Linked DNA regions of Homo sapiens: region 1 is linked to region 2. Evidence: chromatin loops called from intact Hi-C (ENCODE). Cell type or tissue: Caco-2. All regions are shown on one strand. Each heading gives the region's core, and the rest is flanking DNA. Links, peaks and the distances in the headings are about the cores only. Region 1 overlaps CELSR1 (cadherin EGF LAG seven-pass G-type receptor 1). Region 2 overlaps CELSR1 (cadherin EGF LAG seven-pass G-type receptor 1).

What was found. A loop is a pair of places that touch in the nucleus more often than their neighbours do. Peaks named below come from ENCODE experiments on the same cell type or tissue, not always from the same donor. Only the 100,000 strongest peaks of a DNase experiment are listed, where the experiment ranks them.
Region 1: it touches region 2 in a loop (10-fold over the local background); 13 of 110 quality-filtered maps call a loop at or near these places.

Annotation. Positions count from the first base shown.
Region 1 is chr22:46,524,364-46,534,482 of GRCh38, reverse strand. CELSR1 (cadherin EGF LAG seven-pass G-type receptor 1) reads left to right here. Exons shown (of 35, transcript NM_001378328.1): 1 at 1-856. Among named protein-coding and RNA genes, the nearest start is that of CELSR1, 8.2 kb to the left of the region's middle. RefSeq lists an enhancer at 5,766-6,267. In Caco-2, for the core only: no CTCF peak of the experiment used is centred there; a DNase peak (open chromatin) is centred at 6,072.
Region 2 is chr22:46,371,804-46,381,922 of GRCh38, reverse strand. It overlaps CELSR1 (cadherin EGF LAG seven-pass G-type receptor 1), which reads left to right. Exons shown (of 35, transcript NM_001378328.1): 21 at 1-77; 22 at 968-1,135; 23 at 3,206-3,332; 24 at 4,662-4,862; 25 at 8,866-9,040. Among named protein-coding and RNA genes, the nearest start is that of TRMU, 41 kb to the right of the region's middle. RefSeq lists enhancers at 1-331, 3,997-4,291, 3,742-4,941 and a silencer at 3,997-4,291. In Caco-2, for the core only: no CTCF peak of the experiment used is centred there; DNase peaks (open chromatin) are centred at 2,301, 2,680, 3,762 and 4,162; H3K4me3 peaks cover 182 bases.

The DNA.
Region 1 (10,119 bases), core at 3,736-7,735, 150 kb before region 2:
TACCAGGGTTCCATCTTTGAGGATGCTCCACCCTCGACCAGCATCCTCCAGGTCTCTGCCACGGACCGGGACTCAGGTCCCAATGGGCGTCTGCTGTACACCTTCCAGGGTGGGGACGACGGCGATGGGGACTTCTACATCGAGCCCACGTCCGGTGTGATTCGCACCCAGCGCCGGCTGGACCGGGAGAATGTGGCCGTGTACAACCTTTGGGCTCTGGCTGTGGATCGGGGCAGTCCCACTCCCCTTAGCGCCTCGGTAGAAATCCAGGTGACCATCTTGGACATTAATGACAATGCCCCCATGTTTGAGAAGGACGAACTGGAGCTGTTTGTTGAGGAGAACAACCCAGTGGGGTCGGTGGTGGCAAAGATTCGTGCTAACGACCCTGATGAAGGCCCTAATGCCCAGATCATGTATCAGATTGTGGAAGGGGACATGCGGCATTTCTTCCAGCTGGACCTGCTCAACGGGGACCTGCGTGCCATGGTGGAGCTGGACTTTGAGGTCCGGCGGGAGTATGTGCTGGTGGTGCAGGCCACGTCGGCTCCGCTGGTGAGCCGAGCCACGGTGCACATCCTTCTCGTGGACCAGAATGACAACCCGCCTGTGCTGCCCGACTTCCAGATCCTCTTCAACAACTATGTCACCAACAAGTCCAACAGTTTCCCCACCGGCGTGATCGGCTGCATCCCGGCCCATGACCCCGACGTGTCAGACAGCCTCAACTACACCTTCGTGCAGGGCAACGAGCTGCGCCTGTTGCTGCTGGACCCCGCCACGGGCGAACTGCAGCTCAGCCGCGACCTGGACAACAACCGGCCGCTGGAGGCGCTCATGGAGGTGTCTGTGTCTGGTGAGTGGCCGTCGGGGTGGGAGGAGTAGCTCCTGATGGGCCTCCTGGAGAGCCTCAGGAACCCGCCAAGGGCTCCGCCTGGCATGCCGGGGCGCAATTGGGCCGGGCCCGGGCAACTCTGCAAGGATTTGTTGCCGCCGGTTGGATGCTGGGGGTGGGCGCCCGGCCTAGGCCCAGCGAGGGGGAGAGGCACCGCGCCGCTTCCGTCAGCATTTTCCTGGGAGCAGGCCTGCGGTTCTCCCAAGTTCAAGACCGGGGATCAGCGCCTTCCTCAGCAGGCTAGTGGCTCCTGAGTACAGCTATTAAAAAGTGGCCTCCAGGTGATCTGGGTCACAGGATTTGCTTGGAGATGCTCTTTCGTCAGCCAGCCACAGGGCTCTCTGGGAAGATCAGAGGTCACTGCCCCTTCCCAGTGCCAATTAATTCCAGGGTGGGACCGTTGGAATTGTCAGATGGGTCCCTGAGTCACCCTATAATGCAGCCGGTGTTCCCTTGGTCTGGCTTTTCTGTCTCCTGCAGATAATAACAGTCGGGCTTAGGTGTGTAGGGCTTTGTGCAAGCTCTTTGAAAAGCATAGCCTCATTTGATCTTGGCTTCTGCTCCTGGATGCGGGCTTGTAATTTGGGTGCTGTTGAAGAGGCCTGCCCAGTTAGTGGTGGAGCCAGTGTGGGCACCTCGCTCACCTGCTCTGGGGCTGGAGGTGAACAGGAGGGAGAGGAAACCTTGGCTCAGCAGTCAGAAGTTTGGCCGGTCCTCTATGCCTCTGACCCTGTGTGCCGGGGCTGGTCTGCGGTGCTGGGGAGGGGGACTAATAGAAAGTGTTGGAATTGGGAGACACAGAAGAGAGAGAAGAACTTCGAGGGGCCTGGGGGAACAGTAAAGGTCCCCCAGTGGCTCTTTGAGGTTTGCCTGACCGTGCATCCAAGGATGCTGGTGCAGGCAGGTGACCTTATTTATAAGCCCAAACTACTGCCAAGAAGAGCTCAGATTGGCTGGCTGTTTGAGTCAGTGTTTCAGAGAAATTGTTTAAACAGTGAGTTATTAGGATACAACTTTGCCACAGGAGCCCTGGAATAATTAAAAAGTTAACTTTCTGATTTGTTTCGTTTCCAAGGTTGGCTGTTATTCTGTAATATAGGAAGGGTTGGATAGCTAACAGCTTCCAGTTACAGTTTGCTTATAAGATGTGAAACTTACAGGTTCAGTTTTGGTATAATACAAACCTTCCGCACAATTTTGGCAGTACAGTCTATTTGTCGGTGAATATTTTAGGTTTGTGAGATTGTAAACGTGTAGAGAATATGGAATAGGCCCTTAAGGGCGAATTAACCGGGGTTATGGATATTCTTAGGAAGTTTTTCTTCTATACCACTTTATCTTATAGATAAAGCACAATGGGAAATTTGGCCTATTTAAAAATGACTTGGCCCAATAATAGGGTTTAGATTTAATGAGGGACGAGATAGTGGGAACAGATCCATGCTGGGGGCAGGGATGTTTTGTGTGTCTGTGGTATCAGTAATGTGGGCCCCCCCGCTGTTAGCCAGACAGCAGGGTTTAGGATGGATTCCCTTCCAAGGAGGTTGGTTCCTGAGAGCTGTCTCACCTGGGGCGCAGCTTAGACCACAGTTGAAAATGGGCTGGGGGCTCCACACTATGTAGTCATCCAGTCTCAGTCATCCAGTTATTGGCTCTGCTCCTTTGTGGACACACTCGTACTCTCGTGTAAATCAGGTGCTGTGTCCTCATGCATCCACACCACCCCCCAGACCACCACCGCCCCAACACACACCCGGATGACAGTGGTTACCTTTGACTGGGTTCCAGCAGGCGGTTTTCTTTACTCTTTTATTTGCGCTCTCATGTGTTTCCCTGGTAACCGGGAGCTGAGTGGTGTCATGCTGCTGCTCATTTTACAGATGCAGACACTGAGGCCCTGGGGTGTTGAGTGGCCTTCTCAGGACTGCACAGCCAGTGGGGGGCACTCGGCGTTAAACCACGATCCGCAGAAAGCAGCCCGCTCTTCGCATTCCCCTCTCTTCCTTTGGAGAACATTTTTGACGAATTAGTTGCTAAACTGAATTATTCCAGGGTCAAATGGGTGCTTTAAAGCAGGCATATGACCAGGCGCAGTGGCTCATGCCTGTAATCCCAGCACTGTGGGAGGCCGAGGCAGGTGGATCACCTGAGGTCAGGAGTTCAAGACCAACCTGGCCAACATGGTGAAACTCTGTCTTTGCTAAAAATACAAAAATTAGCCTGGTGTGGTGGCGAGCACCTGTAGTCCCAGCTACTCGGGAGGCTGAGGCAGGAAAATTGCTTGAATCTGGGAGGCGGAGGTTGCAGTGAGCCGAGATCCCACTGCTGCACTGTAGCCTGGGTGACAGAGTGAGACTGTCTCAAAATAAATAAATAAATAAATAAATAAATAAATAAATAAAAGGATGCGCAGAAATCTCAGACCATTCGACTAGGATTTAATGCTCCAAATAAGTAAATCACTATTGACTATAAGATCTATGGTTCCAGACAGCAAAGCACCGGATAGAAAACAGACCAAACAAAAAGATCAGCCCTTGAATTATCTGGAGGTTTTATTAAGGAACAATGCGGGGAAGCGGTGGTTTCAAACTCATCCACTGTTTTCAATGGAGTGTTGTTGCTTCCCCAGGATTTACAGCCATGCCCTAAAGCCTTTGATGCAATATGACCAGCCTGGAGGTGCTGTATGCAACAGGCCAGCCATCGACTACGTTTAGTGGGAGCCATTCCAGGAAGGGCTGCCAGCTTTCAGCAGAGGAGCCCAGGAGGGAGGAGCGCATCGGAGGGCAGGGCCTGGGAAGGCCCACGTGGTGGGGGCAGTTCATTTAGCCTGGCGTGGGGTTGAACACTGTGACTGTGACTAGATAGTTGTTGGTGGTTTTATGTAGCCCACCAAGGAGAAAACATTTTTTGAAAATTTTTTGAAGTCAGAAGATAGTGAAATTCAAATAGCTGCCAGTTTTGAATGACATCCAGCGATACAAGATGTTCATTTTTTGCGATAGTTTTTGAATGAGATTTTAAATTCTGTGATAGGAACTTTTTATTATGAGCTTGTATAAAGGCTGTGTTTGCGTTTTTCAGGGCAACGTGGCTGATGACCCAGTGGACAACTCAAGCCTTGAATGTGCTCTGCCTTCTTTCTGGACAGTGGTCTTTCAGAAACATTGACATTCTTTGTTTTATTTTTATTTTTGAAAAACAATTTATATATAATGAATTATATATAATATATAATATATGTTATAATGAATTATATATAAATTATATACACAAATTTATGTGTGTGTATATATATATGTGTGTGTGTGTGTATGAGACAGGGTCTTGCTCTCTTGCCCCAGCTGGAGTGCAGTGGCATGATCACGATTCATGTCAGCCTTGATCTCAGCTCATTGCACCACCACACCTGGCTGATTTTTTTTTTAATTATTTGTAATAGAGACAAGGTCTCACTATGTTATTCAGTCTGGTCTCCAACCTCTGAGCTCAAGTGATCCATCTGCCTTGGCCTCCCAAAGTGCTGAAATTATAGGCATGAGCCACTGTGCCTGGTTAGATGTATGTATTTATGAGGTACATGAGATATTCTGGCACAGGCATGCAATGTGTAATGATCACATCATGGAGAATGGGGTCTCCATCCCCTCAAGCATTTATCCTTTGTGTTATAAACAGTCCAATTATACTCTTTTAGTTATTTTTGAATGTACAATTAAATTATTATTGACTGTAGTCTCACTGTTGGGCTAAATACTAGGTCTTATTCTTTTTTTTTTTTTGAGATGGAGTCTCACTGTATCTCCCAGCCTAGAGTGCAGTGACATGATCTCGGCTCACTGCAACCTCTACCTCCTGGGTTCAAGTGATTATCCTACCTCAGCCTCCTGAGTACATTGGATTACAGGTGCACGCCACCACACCCAGCTAATTTTTGTATGTTTCTTAGAGACAAGGTTTCACCATGTTGGCCAGGCTGGTCTCGAACTCCTGACCTCAAGTGATCTGCCTGCCTTGGCCTCCCAAAGGGCTGGGATTACAGGCGTGAGCCACTGTGCCTGGCCTTATTCATTTTTTTAGCTATTTTTTTGTACCCATTGACCATCCACCTTCCTCCTGCTACCCCCTTCCCAGCTTCTGGTAACCATTCTTCTATTCTCTGTCCCCATGAGTTCAATTGCTTTGATTTTTAGATCTCACAAGCAAGTGTGAACGTGGGATATTTGTTTTTCTGTGCCTGGCTTATTTCACTTAACATAATGACCTCCAGTTCCATCCAGGTTGTTGCAAATGACAGGATCTCATTCTTTTTTTTTTTTGAAATGGAGTCTCACTCTGCTGCCCAGGCTGGAGTGCAGTGGCACCATCTCGGCTCACTGCAAGCTCCGCCTCCTGGGTTCACACCATTCTCCTGCCTCAGCCTCCTGAGTAGCTGGGACTACAGGTACCCGCCACCACACCCAGCTAATTTTTTTGTATTTTTAGTAGAGACGGGGTTTCACCGTGTTAGCCAAGATGGTGTCGATCTCCTGACCTCGTGATCCACCTGCCTTGGCCTCCCAAAGTGGTGGGATTATAGGCGTGAGCCACTGTGCCCGGCCCAGGATCTCATTCTTTTTTATTTTTATTTTATTTTATTTTATTTTATTTTATTTTGAGACAGAGTCTCGCTCTGTCGCCCAGGCTGGAGTGCAGTGGCGCGATCTCAGCTCACTGCAAGCTCCGCCTCCCGGGTTCACGCCGTTCTCCTGCCTCAGCCTCCCGAGTAGCTGGGACTACAGGCGCCCGCCACCACGCCCGGCTGATTTTTTTGTATTTTTAGTAGAGACAGGGTTTCACCGTGTTAACCAGGATGGCCTCGATCTCCTGACCTCGTGATCCGCCCGCCTCAGCCTCCCAAAGTGCTGGGATTACAGGCGTGAGCCACCGCGTCTGGCCTCATTCTTTTTTATAGTGGAATAGTACACCATGGTATATATGTACCACATTTCTTTTCTCCAGTCATCTGTGGCCGGGCCACGTCATTTTTAATTCACTTTGAGTGTGTGTCCGTGGGTGCAGGGCTGTAGGCCTCTTGTTGCAGAATGCGGAGCTTGGGAGAAAGGCGATGTCCCTGCCTCTCCTGCTGTGTGTGTTGCAGACCCATGGATGTAGGAAAGTGGCGTTTGTGGGTGAGAATGATTGGCGGATGAGTCATTCAGGCATGTCAGAAAATACTGAAACTCGGTGAAATAACAGGATTGAGTAACCTTCTCGCCGTTGACTTTGGTGGAGAGTGGATGGTATAAAGTCGTCTAGGCTTGATAAAGCTTCCCTAAGTGTTTGCCTAGTTAAATACAGGATATTGCAGTGGCTTTTAAACAGACGATTGCAAAGAAGGAAGTAGGGGCGGGCTACTGTTCAGGCATTGTCTGGATGCATGGCAGCGTGCTTTTCTGGAACTCACAGGGTAGGGAAGGATCGGACCTTTTTTTTTTTTTTTTTGAGACAGTCTTGCTCTGTCTCCCAGGCTGGAGTGCAATGGCATGATTTGGCTCACTGCAACCTCTGCCTCCCGGGTTCAAGTGATTCTCCTGCCTCAGCTGCCTCAGCTTCCCAAGTAGCTGGGATTATAGGTACCCGCCATCATGCCTGGCTAATTTTTGTATTTTTGTAGAGATGGGGTTTCACCATGCTGGCCAGGCTGGTCTCCAACTCCTGACCTCAGGCTATCCGCCCGCCTCAGCCTCCCAAAATGCTGGGATTACAGGCGTGAGCCACCGCTCCCAGCCTGGGTCGGACCATCTTAAATTGCTTCAGTGGCCAAGCAGGATTCTGCCAGTGTCAAACCTTCCCAGGAGAGTTCAGTGCTTTTGGCAATGAGTTAACCATTTCAGAGCTCTGATAAGTCTGGAGACAGTGGCTTGCTCATACCTTGAGAAACACTGCCTCAGAAATAAGGAGTGTTGGTTTGTTTATTGAGCACCTGCTGTGTGCGAAAGCCGGGAGAGCCAGTGTGGTCCTGACTTCTGCGGCTGGGTGGAGATGGACCATCCGATGAGCAAGGGGGCTGAGCTCAGGGGTAGAGTGGTGACACCAGGTGCAGGCAAGGGCGGGCTGGGACTCTTCTCTACCCCCCTGGACGTGTGCAGTGTGTGATGGGCAGGGAGACCGGGAGTCAGATGGATCCCCCGGGTCGAGAGAGGGCTGACTGTGGAGGGTTTGGTGGGCCCCCTCGGGAGGATTTAGGCAAGAGCTGGGTCCCATGTCCCAGCTGCTGGGCGGTGAGAGTGGAGGGGAGGGAAGCTGGGGACATCATGCTTGCTCCAGCATGGGGGTGGCTGAGGAGGGCTTTGCCAGCTTAGATGGTCAGACACATCTCAGCCGATGTGCTCCATGTGCCGGGAACCCTCCCAGGCTCTGCAGGCCCCATCGCTTGCAGTTTTCCAGCCGCCACACTGTGGTATGGAAAGTACCGTCGCCACCTCCATCCTAGAGATGAGCAAACCAAGGACAGGGCTCCCAGGGCACCAGCTTGTGATGGCAGCAGTGGGATTTGAACCTGGACCGGGCAGCTCCTAAGGCATGTTCCCTGTCTGTGCCTTCCAGAAAAAACTGGCTCTGGGAGGATGAGAGTGAAACTGAGAGAGGTTCGTTCCCTGAGCCAGAGTCCTTACCGGGAATCGGCTTTGGTGAGAAGACGTGAGGCCATTTTTGGCCCCGTGTGGCTGGGCGTCTTTGAGAGTGTCCTGAAGTTGATTGTGTGTGCAGGTCCAGACTGGGGAGACCAGCTCAGGTTATGGACACAGAAGTGAGGGTGCTGGCAGTTAGGAGGGGACCCAGGCCCAGCCTTGAGGAGCCATGGCCCGAATAGCCTCCTGGGTGGGGAACAGTCTGCTTGGGAGCTGGAGCAGGAATAACCACGTGCAGGGGAGGGCCCACGGGTGCAGGCCCTGGAGGCTGAGGGAGGGCGAGTGTCTCCGAGGGGGTCATCCGTGATGGATGCCGTCTGGCGGTTGGAGAGCCTGGGGACAGAGATGTGATGGGTTAGCCAAGGGCAGGTCCTTGGTGGCCTCTGTGAGATCTGAGTGGAGTGGTTTGGGGGTGCCTCTGAGAAGCAAATGACAAGGTTGCTGGCATGAGTGGGATGGGAACAGGACCCAGCCTCAGAGGGAAGGCAGGGTGTCATGGGGACAGGCCTGCACAAGGCTGAGCTAAAGGCCCAGCAGAGTTGGCGGGTTACGCACAGCACCTAGCTGTCCTGCAGCCTAGCGTGGCACTGGCCCGTCTCAGGGGCTTTGGGAGTGGGCAGTGTCAGGTCTTCCTCATTGTCTCCCAAAGGGCTACTGTGGCCAAGCTTCGTAGACGGGTTTGCCAGGACAGTAACTTCTGCCTCTCTCTGAGTCATCAGACCTGGAGGGAATGGAGGAGCAGGAGGCGGACGGGAAAAAGGGGCCTGGGAGAATGGAAGGGGCCACAGGTCCACGGGACATGGACTCACCAGGGCAGGGCGCCCACCTCAGCACCAGCTGCCCGGGGACAAGAGGTCTATGTCTGGCCCCATGTACCGACCAGGGTGTTGAGAGACCATTTTTAAAAGTCTAGGTGAAGTAGCAGGCAGGTGAAACTCCGGGCAAGTTCCCAAAGCCCTGGGCAGGAGCCGGCAGGAGGGGCGGTGCTGGCCACGCCTGGAGCGGGCCCATGTTGCTGGGCGTGCCAGAACCCCACGCTGGCCCCAGTGTCGCTGCTGAAGGGTCCCCTTGGGTTTGGGCTGGTGCCTGTGCCTGCACATTTTGAAACCCGATAGCAGAACCTGTTGAGGAAGGGGATAGGTGGGTAGATGGGGTCTGGGGCCCCTGGCAGCGGCCACCTTAGCTGGGGTGTGGCCTGTGGCCCGGTGCCACGGGGCTCATCCCTGCCAGCACTTGGATTCAAACAGAATTAGATGTTATCTTCTGGGTGCAGCATGTAGAAAGCAGTCCTGAGTTTGGTGTGATTTCTTCAGTTCACAGCCTTGGGGGAAATCGTTTTCTAATTTTTTCTTCTTTTCCTGTAACCTGAACACACGGGTTCATATAAATGCCCCAAATTCCCTAGAATGAAATTCCTTAATGCTGGGAGGGGTTGTAGTAAACAACCCTCTTTTTTTTTTTTTTGAGACAGAGTTTTGCTTTTGTTGCCCAGGCTGGAGTGCAATGGTGCGATCTCAGCTCACTGCAACCTCTGTCCCCTGGGTTCAAGCGATTGTCCTGCCTCAGCCTCCCGAGTAGCGGAGATGACAGGCGCGCACCACCACACCCGGCTAATTTTGTATTTTTAGTAGACATGGGGCTTTCTCCGTGTTGGTCAGGCTGGTCTTGAACTCCCGACCTCAGGTGATCTGCCCGCTTCGGCCTCCCAAAGTGTTGGGATTATAGGCGTGAGCCACCACGCCCAGCCGTAAACGACCCTCTTTAATTCAGTGACCCAGCCTTCCTCTTGCTTGTTTTGGGAGGAAATTCAGGTGGAAGTTCAAGCCATGAGGGTCCAGAGGCCAGTCTTGCAGTAGTGGCCGCTCCTCTTGGAGGCCCCTGGGCTTCCCTGTCCTGAAGCCTGTGGACCTGGGGCCTGGTAGGCGGTGTGGATTATTTCTGGAATGAGCCGGAGGGGACCCTCGGAGGGGTGAGGGGAGGGGGCTGCCTGCCAGGTGGAGGGCCCAGTGCCTTTACTTGGGGTACAAGGGGAGCTGCGCAGAAGCACGGACAGCCCCCAGGAGCCGTTTTCGTTTCCTCCCACACGTGCTGAGGGACTCGCCCTGGTGAAGGGATGGGCATTTTTCAGGAAAACACCAGTGACTGAATTCTTAGGCTTTTGCTTCGGGTAAGGACTTGTGGATACCTTAGTAATCAGGTCCCCCTTTTGGGCGTGAACATTCCATAGCTGGGAAAAGCCCCACAGCAGCCTTTTAGTGGGGTCATCCCTCTAGCGCCTGTTCTCTTGTCCTGGATGAAGGCCAGGGGCTCTTAAAAAGCAAACAAAACACACAGACAGACAGACACACACACACACACACACACACACACACGCACACAACGGGGGTGGGGGCCGTTTTCAAGGTCATCGTGTGGGGTAACACCTTTCCTTCCAGCCGCCCGACACACCGACTTCGCCCCTTCCAGTTGTCATGGGGATTGTGCAGGGGACAGGATGTGTCCCTCAGAGCTGCGGGCCTTGTTTGGAGGCTTACGCGTGTCCCAAGCACA
Region 2 (10,119 bases), core at 2,054-6,053:
GTCGCTCTGGTCATCATTTACCGCACCCTGGGGCAGCTCCTGCCCGAGCGCTACGACCCCGACCGTCGCAGCCTCCGGTAAGGCCTGGGCACGGGGCACACGGGGAGGGCCCGTTCTGGAGGCTCCTGAGGCTTCCACAGGTCAAAATCCTGATCCTGATCAAGCACAGGTCTTCACAGTGACATTTCACCGTGACCCTGGCCCAGAGACAGAGACCATTGCCTTGTGGTGGTCCTTGGAGGGAGATTCTGGGTCTGCCACAGGATACCACACCCTGGAACATTGCACACCCTTTGCCTGGGCTCATCCTGGTGTTTGTGCCAGAAATGCCCCCTCCCCAGCATACACCCCATCTTGTGCCCAGAGGGACCCCATTCTGTCCCCACACACCTGGCCCAAGGCTGTCATGGGTAGTGCCTGCTGCTGGCCCCGGGGTTAGGTCTGCTCAGCTAGTCCTGGCTGGAAAGGATGAATGTCCCAGAAGCAGCTTTGCAACCTGCTCGGTGGGAGCAGCCCAAGGCTCCGCCCTCCTTCTTCCTGCCATTTCCCAGATACTTCCCTGGCTCTGGGATCCTCGTGTTCACGTGGTTCTCAGTGACTGGGTGATTCATCCCCATGAGCTGCCATTATTTTGGTGTCTTTTGCTGGACACTGAAACCATCCCCTGTGATTCTGCCATTAGCTATTATGGGCTGTGACATCTTTGCACCTGTGCCTTCTCTTTCTTTTTAAATTTCTGAAGTCCCAATTTGACCCAAAGGTGACACCTCTCTCTGTGTGCCCTGTCAGTGATAAAACCTGCTCTAGGGATGAAGATACTGTGGGGTCCGTGGGTCCGAGCTCTCGGAGTGTGATTCTGTCTCCCCTAGAAACACATCATGGCGTGTCCTCAGGGCATTTGTGCGCGGGATTTAAGCAGATGTTTCCTCACCGTGTTTGTCCCCATGCTCTGGCTTCTTGACCTCAGGTTGCCTCACCGGCCCATCATTAATACCCCGATGGTGAGCACGCTGGTGTACAGCGAGGGGGCTCCGCTCCCGAGACCCCTGGAGAGGCCCGTCCTGGTGGAGTTCGCCCTGCTGGAGGTGGAGGAGCGAACCAAGCCTGTCTGCGTGTTCTGGAACCACTCCCTGGCGTAAGTGTGACGCCAGGAGCCCCATGTGAGGGCTTTGCCAAGGCAGAGTGCCCCCGCAGGGTCGGGGGCTCAGTGGCAGAGCGCCCCAAGAGGACGGTCTCTTGTGGTCTGTGTTTCCCCTTTAAGTCCCCCGTGGGGGCAGTGAGCCTCCTGCTCTGCTTCTGTGGGAATATCAGAGTCCTCCCCTAGATGTCCACACACAGATGCACACAGACCTGCACGTGGAGATACAGATGTGCAGGCGCACAGAGAGATCCCTCAAGGCTGACACCCAGGAAGGGGACCCCTCACCTGCGGGACTCCCGACATGCAGCGGCCAACACTAGTGTAGTGCCCAGTTCACCGCCGGATAAGACAGGCCCATTCCGGTCACACACGGGAGACAGAACCCAGAGACTGGCCTAAGAGCCCATCTGCTGACGGTCTTGCCCGAGAGGCTGACACAGTCTAGCTGTGGGGACTGGCTTCACCCCCAAGAGGCCACACCTGGCCGCAGCACAGTTTATCTGGCCCGTTTCAGAAGCAGCGTCAGAGAGTCACAGAGTGGCGAACGCAGGAGAATCTGTGCGCGAGAATCTGTGTTCTAGCATCCATGCAAGCGAGGGAAAGGCGTTTCGTCGTTAGAAAAATGCAAAATGAGTGATTCTCACCCACACGTGAGACTGGATTCAGCACCACAGTGTGGCTCCCGTCTGCTGGGAGCCAGTAGTGTTTGTGCTTTGGTTTTGCTTTTTAGCTGCAGAGTTCACGTGAGGTGTGGACATTTGAGTTGCTCTATCGTTACAGGGAGCTTGCCTTTTCTCTGCTGGTTGGTTTTCACTTTTGCTGTCTCTGTTTAGAAGAAGGCACTGGAACGGGGGTGTGGTGGGAAGGGCCCTGTTGCCGGGATGGGAGCACAGTCAGGGAGGGGAAGACCCACTGCCTCCCCACACACCGGGAGGGAGTGCCGGGAAGGGGAGACGCCATGCAGGAGTCAGGCTTGAATCTGCGGAGCGTTGTGCATCTGGGGACGTCTGTGCAGCAGGAACGCTGCCCCCATCACAGTTGCCCTGGGCACAGTGAGGAGCCGTGAGTGGGGGCTGTGCTGGGGGTGGCGCTATGGTGAGCGAGCCCGGTTAGCCCAGCCTCATTCTTCTCCTGCTTCTGTGCTTTCCAAGTTCTAGTTAATAAGCAACCAGCATGGCACCTGGAATGTAGTAGGCGCTTGGCTTATAAAAGAGAGAAGAAAGGAACCCATTCCACCACGACGGACGTCAGGCCCGGCTGTCTGTCTTGGGCATTCATCTGCGTCCTGGCAATTAGCTCCAGCTCTAATGACCTGCTCTCTGCTTTATGTTGCACTTATTATTCCCAGATTGTAAAGTTTGTGCCAAACATATTAATGCTAACATCCCATTTTACAGATTAGCAAAGTAAGGATCTGAGAGGTTATGTGATTTTTCCCAGAGTCTGCGAGGGCAGGGCCCTGTCTGAAGCTGAGACACACCTTATAACACCTTGTTATTTGGGGCTTCCCATCAGTAAAACGGGAGTCATAATGGGGCCCTGGCTTCTGGGCAGTTCCCATAAAACATTGTGCAATCTGAAGATGAAAGTGTCAGAGGAAGGTGAGATGTCCTTTCTGAGAGCGTCTGCCCTCAGAAGGAGACGGGACCGCATCGCAGCTGTGTGAACCCCGGGCAGTGGTTCCAGCAGCGGGGCGGACGCGAGACAGCCCCATTTGAGTTTTGCTGCTAGATGGCACGTAGAACTTGAACTTCAGAGGGTGCTCCTTGGAGGCCCTGACCAGACACAGAAGGGAAGGGAGACTGTTCCCATGGTCCTGCCTCCGCGGCAGTGAGGCTGCTCTTCTTACAGCCAGGTGGCTCTTGTCTTCGGTGTAGGGGGCTGGTGAGGAACACGGTGGGGAGCAGCCTGCGAGGGCGCTGGGCTTTCAGCACTCACGGCACCTGCTGTTTGGTTTGGCCAGGATGGCCTGGGAGCCCCCAGGGCTGGGCAAAGGCTGCCCTTTACAGACTCATGGGCAGAGGGAACCGTCTTACCCCTGCCCCTTCTCTGTCCTCTCCGCAGCGTTGGTGGGACGGGAGGGTGGTCTGCCCGGGGCTGCGAGCTCCTGTCCAGGAACCGGACACATGTCGCCTGCCAGTGCAGCCACACAGCCAGCTTTGCGGTGCTCATGGATATCTCCAGGCGTGAGGTGGGCATCCTCCCGTGGCCACTGTGCCCTCTGGGCCTACCGCCAAACCTGCCCCTCCCCCCCAAACCTGCACCTCCCCGCCAAACCTGCCCGTCCTCAAACCTGCTGAGCCTGCCCCCAAATCTGTCCCCTCCTCAAACTAAATCTTCCATTCTAAGTGCTTGGAACAAAACAAATCAACCGATTAAAACACATATTCGAGGATTGGCCAGAGTCTGAGGATTTCCATAACAAAGCCCCATTATAAGGGTTTTCAGAGAGCCCTGGTTATGTATTAAACCCCGGAATGGCAGACCCAAAGCTCAGGCTCCGAGGAGCTCTCGGAACCTGCCCCTCACTTCAGTGCGGGTCTGTTGGACGGTGCCGCTCCCCACCTGCTTTGATCCTAAGGGAGGTGACAGCTGCTGGGCGCTCTCCCTCGGGGCCACACGCAGGGCAGCAGGACAAAAGGCTGGGCGGCTAATGTTTAACCTCTGGCATTTTAAGCGGCCTGGGAATGTGAGCCGGCCATTGTGGGCTGCAGATGAATTGGGGAATGGCCCGAGCGCTGTCCTGGCCTCCCGTTATCCAGACAGGAGGGAGGTGGGAGCCAGCCTGGCCATGGCCTGTGTGGGACCCTGGGGTCTAGGAGTCAGAACCAGGGGCCTGGGTAGCCTCCCCCGGCCCCTCCCCGGGGTTGCACTGTGGCTCAAGGGCCCAGGCCACTGTCCTTTCCGAGGGCTTTTTGATGTGAAGTGGCCCTGGTTTCTGTCACATTCTTGGAAGGGTGAGTCAGCCCTCAGGCGGGGCTGGAGGAGGGCAGCGGCCTCTTGTGCAATATGCAGGTGAAGCTGACCCGCCTCTGCCCCTGTCTCATGGGCAAATGTCACTCCCCAGCAGGACCCAGCCTGGAGACGGGGTCAGTGATTAGTGGAGTTTGTTCATATGTGGGCGGGGTTGGGGCTTGTCTCATGGCCAGGATGCCAGGTGACATGTGGGCCAAGGAAGCTGAAATTGAGGCAGAAGAAAGGAGGCTGGAGTGAGAGTCCGAGGCTCCCATGGCCTGGGCGCCCCAAAGCCAGAGGTCTCTGAACGGCCCCCAAGCCAGTGGAGGGAGCCTGGCGTGCTGCCGCAGGCCCCAGGGATGCCCAGGGCCCAGGGCATTGAAGGAGCCTCAGGAGGGGCAGTTCCAGGCCCAGAGCCATGAGCACTCGGCCTCCCCAGCCCAGCCTGATCCTGCCAGCCTTGATCGTTTCATAAGCAAGTGTGTAATTTATCTCTGTTATGCAATGACCAGATCTGAGCCTCGGCCCTTACCTTCTCTCCTGCCTTTAACCCTCCTGCCCATAGAACGGGGAGGTCCTGCCTCTGAAGATTGTCACCTATGCCGCTGTGTCCTTGTCACTGGCAGCCCTGCTGGTGGCCTTCGTCCTCCTGAGCCTGGTCCGCATGCTGCGCTCCAACCTGCACAGCATTCACAAGCACCTCGCCGTGGCGCTCTTCCTCTCTCAGCTGGTGTTCGTGATTGGGATCAACCAGACGGAAAACCCGGTATGGCCACTCTGCTCCCCTCCCCACTGTCTGGGCCGCAGCTTGGAGCAGCTACCATAGTCCTGTCCTGGCCACTCCAAGCACCCTGGCTAGCTCCTCCTCACCACCCCCACCTCTGCTTCACAGATGCCCTTTCAGGAACGTGCCTGGTCACAGGCTGTGGGTGGAGATGTGGGATTCACTGGCAGGCCCAAGCACTTTGACTCTATTGGGAGATGGGGGGCCCTTTCTTTCTTTCTTTCTTTTTTTTTTTTTTTGAGAGTCTCGCTCTGTCAATCCAGGCTGGAGTGAGATGGCACAATCTCAGCTCACTGCAACTTCCACCTCCCAGGTTCAAGTGATTCTTGTGTACATCCCCAGGAAAATACAACTCTTGTCAAAAGTGATTTAAGGGCAGTGGCTCATGCGTGTAATCCCACCAGGATCCCTTTGGGAGGCTGAGGCAGGCAGATCACTTGAGGTCAGGAAGACCAGCCTTGCCAACATGGTAAAACCCAATCTCTACTAAAAATACAAAAATTAGCTGGGCGTGGTGCCGGGCACCTGTAATCCCAGCTACTCAGGAGGCTGAGGCAGGAGAATTGCTTGAGCCTGGGAGGCAGAGGTTGCAGTGAGCAGAGATGGAGCCACTGCACTCCAGCCTGGGCAATAGAGCGAGACTGTCTCAAAACAAAACAAAATGATTTAAGATGTAGAAAGACTAAATAGTCCTCTCACCGTTAGAGAATTTGCATTGCAGTATAAAAACCACGGCCAGGTTGGGTTTATCTTAGGAATGCAAGGATGGTTTAACATTTTAAAAATCTATGAATGCCATTTACCTCACCAGTACATTTAAGGGAAAAATATTATTTTTCTCAGAAATGAATGTACAAAAGAATTTTGATAAATGTTATGCTCATTAATGATTAGAAAGAAAGAAAAACCTTTGAACAGACTAGGACTAGGGGAAACTTTAATCTAATGAAGACATCTACAGAAAACCTGCAGTTGCAATAAATAACAATGGGAAGATACTGGAGGCATCCCCTGTAACATCAGGAACCCACTCACGTTCACCACTGTGGTGCAGGGTGGCCTTGCCAGTGCAATGAATAAGGAAAACAAAAGCATAGAGATCAGAAAGGAAGAAACAAAGCTGTCATTATTAGGTAACATGAAGGATCTCATAGAAAAAATCTAAAATAGTCTACAGGCACGTTATGAGAAACAATTAGGCTGGGCACGTTGGTTCATGCCTGTAATCCCAGCACTTTAGGAGGCCGAGGCAGGCAGATCACTTGAGGTCAAGGAGTTCGAGGCCAACCTGGCCAACATGGTGAAACCCTGTCTTTACTAAAAATACAAAGATTAGCTGGGCATAGTGGTACGCACCTGTAATCCCAGCTACTTGGGAGGCTGAAACATGAGAATCGCTTGAACCCGGGAGGCAGAGGTTGCAGTGAGCTGAGATGGTGCCACTGCACTCTGGCCTGGACAATAGAGTGAGACCCTGTCTCAAAAAAAAAAAAAAAAAAAAAAGAGCCTGGCAGCAGGTGGACGACGGGCAGAAGATCAGAGCAGTCTGATAATGCGCAGGCCTGGGAGGTGGGGTGGAGACCCAGAACTGAAGCCAGGGCACTGGGCACGGGGAGAAAGGAGGGACAGGACCAACCGGTTATGGAGCAGGCAGGAAGGAGGAGTCAGGGGAGTTTGACGTCTCCAGAAGGGAGAATGAGTAGTTGAAGGTACCACCCATTGAGAGGCAGGGTCTGGGTGAGATGGGACACCTGCAGAGGCCAAGGAAGGTGTGGCGCATGAGCCAGGGAGGCCGCCTCCAACTCGTGGGTGGAGACGGTGTCTGTGGGGCTGGACCGGCCCTGGGAAGGGAAACGGAATAAAAAGACCAGGCTGGAACCTTCCGGCGAGCTGCTCAGGGCCACGTGCAGACCTGAGCTGCTCCTCCTTTTTTACGGCAAGCGGTGGGACCAGACCCCTCTTACCTCAAGAGGGAAGGCAGGCACCCCCACCTCGCAGGTCACCCTTGAGAAGCCTCCATGGCTTCCCAGCAGTGGTAGGTGGAGCACCAGGCCTGGCCCATGAAGGACGAGCCCCGAGGCGTGTGTCAGACCAGCCAGGGCCAACCTTCCCCGCCGCCTCCCAGGTGCTTCCCGAGGCCGAGGCCCCGGGCTGGCGGGGGCTCCGTGTGCGGGGCCCATATGGCAGGGTCGCTGCTCCTGCGGAGGGGTTTCTTCACATCCGCAGCCGGGCGCATCCCCGCAATGGGCACGTTCTCATCCGCGCATTGGTCTGGGAAGGCTCTGAGAAGTGTGCGGATTTCATCTCAAAACCCCTCTAGTGTGCTTTTGAGTGGCGTGAATGGGGGAGAGGGGAGTCGGTGCAGGCCACTCCCTGCAACTCAACACCCCAGCGAAACTGAGGCGGCCCCTGGGTTCCCACACTGACTCGTCGCCTGCCGGAGTGAGCGCTGTCCCGGCAGCCACGCACGGCTGAGCATGGAGAAGGAAAGGGCGACCCGGCAGCGTTCTAGGGGCTTGGCAGAGTGCCTGGGCTTTATGGTTTTTTTGTAAACCCACAATCCTATCTCTGGGCGAGGTTTTTCATCTCTCAGAGCGCTGGCAGGCTGAAATGATTTATTATGCATCCGCTTTTGTCTTTGTTCTATTTCTGGAAAAGGTGGTACATTGGTTAGGGAAGCAGGTACGACCCTGCTGCAGCCAGGATGGCACAGCCCTCGCACTTTGTTTTCAAAAGGTGGTTTCGTGGGTTTACTTTTCGCATTACTTGAAGCAGCCATCCAGCCAACCAACCTTCTCACCCCCTTCCTTTTCCTGAGCCAGTGTGATTTCCACTCAGGAAACCAGGGTGTTTGGTGTAGAGTTCTCCAGCCACACGCTCGCGCCTCCTTTCCTGACCGAGGCCACAGTCTGAGGCAAAGGGCCTGTCTCTGGCATAACTTGAGCCTGCGTTCCCTGCTTCGGTTCCTGCTCTGTTCCGTATCTGACAGATGCGATGCTGACTTGGGGCCCTCCCCACCTCGGGGGCGTTGTTTCTGGAGGGTGGCTGGCCCTTCGAGGCTGATGTGTCAGCAGGGGCACCCTTAGGGTGCCGTGACCCAGTGCCTGAGCAAAGTGGCCTTAAGCCTGGGGTTGAGGCGGGGGCCCTCGTTCTCCTCCTACGCTTCTGTGTCTGTTAAAGGGTATCTCCCTGGGACCCCCTGGTAGGGTGGACTGATGGGATGGCTGCTGAGGATTAGACAGTGTGTCCAGAGCAGGCCGGTTGGGGGTGGGGTCAGGGTGGTGGGACCCTCCCATTGCTCCTATTGCTCCCATTGCTCCCATCTCCCCCATCTCCCCCATCTCCCCCTTCTCCCCCATCTCCCCCATCTCCCCCTTCTCCCCCATCTCCCCATTCTCCCATTTGGCTGGTTCAGCCTCCCGGGACCCAGAGGGGAGCCTGCCATCCTCTCCCAGCTGGCGGCAGCTTTGGGAGCACTGGCTGGGGCAGCCTCTCCCAGAGCACTGGGCACGAAGCTGCCCCTCCCAGAGCGCTGGGCGTGAAGCTGCCCCCCCCACCCCAGAGCACTGGGTGTGAAGCTGCCCCCCCAACCCCGAGCACTGGGTGTGAAGCTGCCCCCCCGCCCCGCCCAGAGCACTGGGTGTGAAGCTGCCTTGGGGCCACATCTTCAAGTGCAGTTCCGGGGCATGTGGGACTGGGTTTGTGTTCATGGCCTCAGAGACTAGTCTCTCTCTGTCATTCTCACACTGCTTTCTGTGTCCAGGCAGGCAGGGCTGGCTCACCTGCTGGCTCAGCTGCTCCGTGGATGTTGATTTTCAATTCCTGGCTCTCAGCCATTGGCCAGACATGTAGCCCTGCTCAGCTGAGGACAGACACATAGGGTGGTCCGAATTGTGAGCTCTCCCATCCCCCACCCCTCACTCATGCCTGTCTGACCTCAGCCTGGGATGCAGGGGCCCTTGCTGAGCGGCCCCTCCCTGCGCAGTTTCTGTGCACAGTGGTTGCCATCCTCCTCCACTACATCTACATGAGCACCTTTGCCTGGACCCTCGTGGAGAGCCTGCATGTCTACCGCATGCTGACCGAGGTGCGCAACATCGACACGGGGCCCATGCGGTTCTACTACGTCGTGGGCTGGGGCATCCCGGCCATTGTCACAGGTGAGGATGCACAGAGTGGCCCTGCATAAAACCACAGATTTCCAACAGACCCCAGCTGTGCAGGAACGCTGCCCTCCTTTCTCTTCCCTGCCCAGCCCCAATGCTTGTCCAGCCCCCAGCAGAGGAGGCCTCGGCCCTGCACACTGCGAGTGCATGCACAGGGGCACTCGCAGACACCTGGGGCGACGTCTTCTGTGAGGTGTGAGCTCATTGAGAGCTGGGTCCAGGTCTGTTCAGGGTTATTTCTGCAGCACTTAACAGACAAAAGTTCCACGTCTACACATGGGAGGGATGGAGGGAAGAGCGAGTGAGTGCATGAGTGTGCAGGTGGATGGATGGAGGGGTGAGTGAGAGGATGAATGGGTGGGTGGGGGGTGAGTGGATGGATGGATGGGGGGTAAGCGAGTGGCTGGATGGATGGGGGGTGAGTGGATGGATGGATGGGGGTGAATGAGTGGATGGATGGGTGGAGGGGTGAGTGAGTGGATGGGTAGATGGGGTGAGTGAGTGGATGGATGGATGGGTGGGGAGCGAGTGGATGGATAGATGGGGTGAGTGAGTGGATGGATGGATGGGTGGGGAGCGAGTGGATGGATGGATGGGGGTTGAGTGAGGATGGATGGATGGGTGGAGGGGTGAGTGAGTGGATGCATGGATGGGTGAGTAGATGGATGGTTGGAGGGGTGAGTGAGTAGATGGATGGGTGAGGGGTGAGTGAGTGGGTAGATGATGGATGGATGGGGGTGAATGGGTGGATGGAGGAATGAGTGAGTGAGCAGATGGATGGGTAGGTGGATGGAGGGATGGGATTAGTGGATGGGTGGGTAGATGGATATAGGGATGGAGAGACGAGTGAGTAGATGGGTGAATAGATGGATGAGTGGGTAGCTGGATGGATGGAGGAGTGAGTTGAGTGGATGGATGGGAGGGATGAAGGGCTGAGTGAGTGAGCAGATGGGTGGGTGGGTGGATGGAGGGATGGAGAGGTGGGTGGATGGATGGATGGATGGATGGATTGGATAAGTGAGTGGATGAATAGGTGGATGGATGGAGGGATGGAGAGATGAGTGAGTGGATGG